Regions from separate parts of the Homo sapiens genome. Here region 2 is linked to region 1. Evidence: chromatin loops called from intact Hi-C (ENCODE). Cell type or tissue: HepG2. All regions are shown on one strand. Each heading gives the region's core, and the rest is flanking DNA. Links, peaks and the distances in the headings are about the cores only.

Region 1 (2,902 bases), core at 403-2,902:
TCCGAGCTTAGATGAGATAACCAAGGAGTAAGTGTAACTGATAAAAGAAGAGGACCAAGGAACTGACCCCTGGGCTTGACAAGGGTCGGCTGAGCATTTACACCACACCCAGCTCTGTGCTAGCAGCCCTGGGAGGCGGTGGATCCGAAGGACACCCAGTTTCTGTCCTCAAGGAACTCAAGAGCCTGTAGGGAAGGTGGAGCGTGCGTCTCATTCACAGACCCGGGGAGCTGTGCCACATGGAAAAAGCTCTGAACCTGAGCCCAGCACCCAGGGCTGAACTGCCCCCACCACCCACTGGCCATGCCTGTGACTATCTCTGAGCCTGAGTTTCCTCCTTCGTAAAATGGAGATAATAATATATCCTGGCAAAGGAGTTGCTTAGAGGATCAGAGAAGGCATGTGCCTAGCACAAAGGAGGCGTCTGGCAACCTGTACAGCCTGTGCTTGTTAGTATCTGCCGGCATGCTCTCCACACCCTCAGCTGGGGGGCCCATCTTCACACATAGTAGCAGTGGGGTTTCCAGAAGCACCAACCCCATGAATGGGCCTGGGGACTCCCCTTGTCCACGGCCCAGCCTCCCTCATGGCTGCCACTACCCCATGTGGGCTGGGGACGTTGGTGGCGAGGTCAAGGCCACTCTGTCCCTTGGAGTAATTGAAGATGACAACATTATTTTGTGTCTCACAGAGACTGGTAGAGATCAAAGGCAGCAAGAAGGAGCTGCTGGGACAGGCAGGAATTCCCTGGCAAAGGCCGCCAATTATTGGAAATTGGCTGTAGTTACAGCTATTACCATTAAGGGCTGCCTGGCTGCCCTACGCTGCTGGAGAGGCGCGTTCTGACAGAGGGTGTGAAAGTGGCCACAGCAGGGTTGGGGGCAAAGAGAATTCCATGGGTTTGCACCTACCACGACTCAGACTTCTCTGTGGATTGCTGTCCCAGAGACAGGCAAAGGCGAGTCTTGGAATATTCTCTGGACAAATAGGAAGAGGCGTCCTGGAGAGATATGTGGGGAGAGAAAGGGGGCTGTAGAGCCCAGCAGGGAGAAAAGCCATGGGCTCATGAGGTCCAGGGAAGAAGAGCTCCAGCAGAAGGGAGAAGAGCACAGACCAGCAGGGAGAAGAGCCATGGGCTCATGGGCTCCAGAGACCAGCAGGGAGGAGGGCTGTGGGCTCATGAACTCTAGAGACCAGCAGGGAGAAGAGCCATGGGCTCATGAGCTCCTGGGACCAGAAGGGAGAAGAGCAGAGACCAGCAGGGAGGAGGGCCATGGGCTCATGAGCTCTAGAGACCAGCAGGGCGAAGAGCAGAGACCAGCAGGGAGGAGGACCGTGGGCTCATAGGATCCAGAGACCAGCAGGGAGAAGAGTCATGGGCTCATGGGCTCCAGAGACCAGGAGGGAGGAGGGCTGTGAGCTCATGGGCTCCAGAGACCAGCAGGGAGAAGAACCATAGGCTTATAAGCTCCAGAGTCCAGGGGAGAGAAGAGCCATGGGCTCATGAGCTCTACAGACCAGCAGGGGGAAGAGTCGTGGGCTCATGACCTCTAGAGACCAGAAGGGGCAAGAGCCTTGGGCTCATGGGCTCTGGCTCATGTTAGCTGAAGCTGTGCCATGGTAGGCATGGGCATCAACGCTCTACTCCTCGATCCTGACCAGAGAGGCACAGCTGTAAACAGTGTGCCAAGGTTAGCTCTCACTTTGGGCATGAGAACAAAGCAAGGCACCTTGGCAGGAGGCAAGACCCTGAGCCAAGCTGAAGGGCCTTGCTGGTGTTTGAAGCCCACTTACTGCCCTGTCCTGGCAGCAACCTAGAAGAGTGGGTCCCAAGGAAGAGGGCAGCCAGTGACTCCCAGAGCAACCCAGGGTGCAGATGAGAATTCCAGCAGGTACCAGGGAGGAGGGGAGGGCATGGCAAAGGAGCAAGCTATTCTTTCAATAACTTCAATAACCTCAGGGATCTTATCTCTGTCTCCTTCGCTTACGAGCTGTGTGAACTTAAGCAAGTTACTTAGCCTCTCTGAGCCTCAGATTCCACATCTGAAAAGTGAGGAAATCATACAAACTAGAATCATACAAGATGGCACGGTAAAATAAGTCATGAAATTATGGTTGCCATTAGTGAAAGGTCCAAGGCTAACCACTTGCTCAGTAATCTGAGAGGGGCCCTTTCTTTTCAAAGTGTCAGTAAAAAAAAGTATAGCCATCAATCACTGGGGGTCTAGTGCATCATCCTGAGATGGTGTCACCTCACCCTCATAGAACGTCAATACTGCAGCATTATTAAGCAAAATGAGGGAGGCTGTTTCAGGAAGGCCTCCATTTTTGCTTTAAAAAATACATGATGAACTAAGGGCTTGGGTAGCAAAGAAGCTCACTGACAGGAACAATATAGATGTCTCATTAATTATGTCAGAAGCAGGTGTGTGGCCACACATGGCTTTCAGGCTCCTGTCATCTGCTTCCGTGGATGCCTTCAAAGCTCTCCTCCAGCATGTTGGCCTCCATGCAGGCTCCATGACCATGAGGCCATGCCATGTGTCTTTCCATCACCAGGTCTTTGATGATAATCTGCCCCCTGACCCATCTCAGAAAGCTCTCCCTATGGCAGGACCACCCCAAGGCCAGCCATGTGGCATGATGGAGAGAGCACTGGCTTGAGAGCCTGGTGACGGAGGGCTTCCTCTGACTATGCCACTCATGGGCTGGATGACCTGGAGGAGTCACTTCCTGTGTCAGGCAGAGTTTGAGGGATGCAAGCAACAGAAACCAATCTGGCTGTAACCTACATGGGAAAGGGCAGACCCAAGAGGGTCTCAGAATTTAAAGGAAAGCAAAGGACCAGACTCTGAAGGCAGAATAAGGCTGTCTGGGGGTGGGGTGGGGCTGGGATCCAAGG
Region 2 (2,902 bases), core at 240-2,739, 99 kb after region 1:
GTGAATGTTAAAATCCCTTTCTAAGCTTGTGTTTTTAATGGCTGGCTGGCGTCACCTGTCATAAATCAAGGTGGGCTGAGGTTTAGCACTGAGGTTAGACAGAATAACTCACAGCAAAACTAGAGCGGTTTTATTTTTCTATTTTAGTTATAGGCACCAGCCCTATATATATATAGCTTAAACTTAATTTGGTGTGTAATTGGGACTAGCTCTTTGGAGCCCTGGGTTATGTGTTTTGGAGCAGCTGAGAAGCGGGGCATGGTGGGGCAGGACATGGTATGTTAATTGGTGGCCTCTGGGACCTGTGAGAGAATTGGATTTAAGTCCCTAGTTAGAGTGAGCTTGGCAGTTTTATTTGAGTCTCTGCGGGCATGTATTGGGGAGACCACCGGTTTGTGCCGGCTGGAGCAGGTTACTCACTCTGTGCCCTGATGCCCGTCTGTGCCTCCCTGGTCAGCATGGTGGCAGGGGGTGGTGGAGGAGCCCAAGAATTTGGGTGGGGGAGGGCCTCTACAAGACTTGGCCTGCCACTTACCTGTAGTAGTTGCATGCTGCTTGGCGCATGGTCCCAAAGAGGGTTTTGCATTTTATTACCAAAGTCTTGATAAAAGGGACTTGGGTCAGAGCAAACATGAGGGGAGGAAAAACAAAGGAAATTAAATGCAAAATCACTGCTGGTGAAAAACCACATGGAGGCCTTGACTTTAATACCGCCAGAGCCGATGGGGGAAGTGGCCCCAAAGAGTCGGAACCGAAGGACGTTGGCCTGGTATTCCTGAAGCCTGGCCCCTCTCCTGTTTAAAAAGAAATTGCCATTTAATTTGTTTCTGAGTTTTATTTCTCAAGTGAACCAGCATGAGGCCATGTAATGAGGTTGTGTTTCTGGGAGGTGTTGAAAGATGGGGAAAGGAGCGAAACCACCAAGCGGGGCTGGGCCACGCCAGGAGTAAGGAGTGGCAGTGGGCCGTGGGAGTCGGCAGCGTTGGGGCTGGAGGGGCAGGCAGGGGCCGTCTGAGGGCTGGCTCCTCTACACACCGTCAGTGGGGCAGGGCTTGCCATTGTGTGGTCGGAGGGTGGGCCAGTTGGCTGGGCCGCCTCACTTGGCTCAAGAGAGGAAAGATGTTTTTTCATCTGGTTTAAAGATCCACAGGGGCTCGCTCAAGCTGATGGAGTGAGATTGCGTGGCTGATGTGAGCCAAGGACGCTTGCAGTTAGAAAGAATCTGAGCCATGGAGAAAAGGAATCCTTGGGCAAGGAGGAGAAGGGGTTTCCCAGAGAGCAGAGGTCAGCTCAGACCAAGAATGAGCAAGTGCATGTAAAGCATCTCGGGAGGTCACTTATATAAAAGGTTGGGCAAGAGATTTCTAGACCAGGGAGCATCAGAGAAGCCTCCAGAGCCTGCCACCCATGGGGCTGCGGCTGTCCTCTGGTGCCGAGACGGCTGTGAGACGCTGGGCTTCTTGGGAAATGACACCTGGGGCATGGGAGCAGATGGGTGCCAAGGTCTTCTTCCCTCTGCACAAAACTGGAGCAAAGTTGCAAAGTGTGAGGCCTCCTGCCACCCTCCCTCTCCTGGCCTCCCGGACAGTGGATGGGGACCTTTGCTCTCAAATGATCCTCCCAGTGGTAACAGAGAGAACCCAGGGTAGCCAGTCCCTCTCTGCCACGTGACCATGCTGTCCCAGCGCTTAGTGTGTGACCCCATGGCACACACACACATAACCCCTGGGGTTCAGGTGGGATCCACCTTCTCTGCTGCCCCAAGCTCTGACTCCGGCTGCCTCCTCCCAGCCTCTGCAGGTGCCGGGTCTACTTGTCTAAAGGCGCTTGGCTTTGTGAGGATTGCGAAAGGCACTCCGCCCATCTGCAGGGCCTCTGTGCATGGCCGTGATGTGCTGTAAATTGGAAGAACAGATTAGTCTGTTTACTACACAACTTTTTTGCACCTGGCGTGCACAGGCTTCATTGTCTCTTCAACAGCCCCAGGAGGGAGTTATTATCTCCATTTTACAGGGTAGTCCAGTAACTTGTCCAAAATGAGCAATCATAGCCACGGCTGCATCTATTGAGCACTTACGATGTGCCAAGGTCTTTGGCCCGTGCCAAGGTGTTTGGATGCTTTATCCCATAGAGGCCTCGTCATAGCTGTTCTTCCTTCTTGCTGTCACCTGCTTGCATGCTCTCCCTGGCTGCCTAGTGCCTGACGAATAACTACAGCAGCCCCTCCCCACACCATTCCCACAACCCCACATGGTATGGCAAGGACAGCGCTAATAAACTTGGTCCTCACAACCTCATGAAGTGGGTACCATGATCCCTGTTGTACAGATAGGCAAACTGAGGCCCCAAGTACAGAACTGACATTGTCCAAGGTCACTCAGAGGGGCTTGTTGGCAGAGCCCTCCTGTTGCTGAAACTCTTCTCTGTCTTCTGTGGGAGAAAGGTCAAGATAGGATCAGTGTGGGGTAGTCACACAGGCCCCCCAATGGCCTCTGCCCCTGGCAGTGTTGCCACTCTGAGCCGGGTCATTGTGTGATCTGGGGCTGTCCCGTGCATGGCAGGATGTGGAGCAGTGCCCCTGGCCTCTGCCCGCTGGGTGCCAGCAGCCCCTCCCCCTCAGTCGTGGCAATCAAAAACATCTCCAGGCATTGCGGGATGTCCCCTGGGAGCCATCACCCCGGGCTGAGAACCACTGGTTGAGAGCCAGGCCTTGAGGGATTCCAAGCTGCGCGAGATGTTCTGGGTGGGGGCATGGGGTGAGGAAAGCTGGGAGGCCAGAGTAGTTCCTGGAGGGGGGTTTGGAGCATTGAGACCCCCCGCCTGGCTGAAGAGCACATGCCCCCAGGACGCTGCAGAACAGTGGGAGGTGCACCACACAGCACCTCAGCCGTCACGTGTTCAA

The links. Peaks named below come from ENCODE experiments on the same cell type or tissue, not always from the same donor. Only the 100,000 strongest peaks of a DNase experiment are listed, where the experiment ranks them.
Region 2: a loop joins it to region 1, with 2.1 times the contacts of the local background. A loop is called at or near these places in 1 of 110 quality-filtered maps.

The regions. Positions count from the first base shown.
Region 1 is chr14:95,334,997-95,337,898 of GRCh38, reverse strand. It overlaps LINC02292 (long intergenic non-protein coding RNA 2292), which reads right to left. Exons shown (of 3, transcript NR_110127.1): 3 at 2,395-2,902. LOC124903371 (a long non-coding RNA gene) reads left to right here. Exons shown (of 2, transcript XR_007064319.1): 2 at 1-2,902. Among named protein-coding and RNA genes, the nearest start is that of LINC02292, 6.9 kb to the right of the region's middle. In HepG2, for the core only: a CTCF peak has its summit at 1,525 (motif pointing right); a DNase peak (open chromatin) is centred at 1,488.
Region 2 is chr14:95,236,217-95,239,118 of GRCh38, reverse strand. All of the region lies in intron 1 of CLMN (calmin), which reads left to right. Among named protein-coding and RNA genes, the nearest start is that of DICER1-AS1, 80 kb to the right of the region's middle. In HepG2, for the core only: no CTCF peak of the experiment used is centred there; a DNase peak (open chromatin) is centred at 1,598; H3K4me3 peaks cover 355 bases.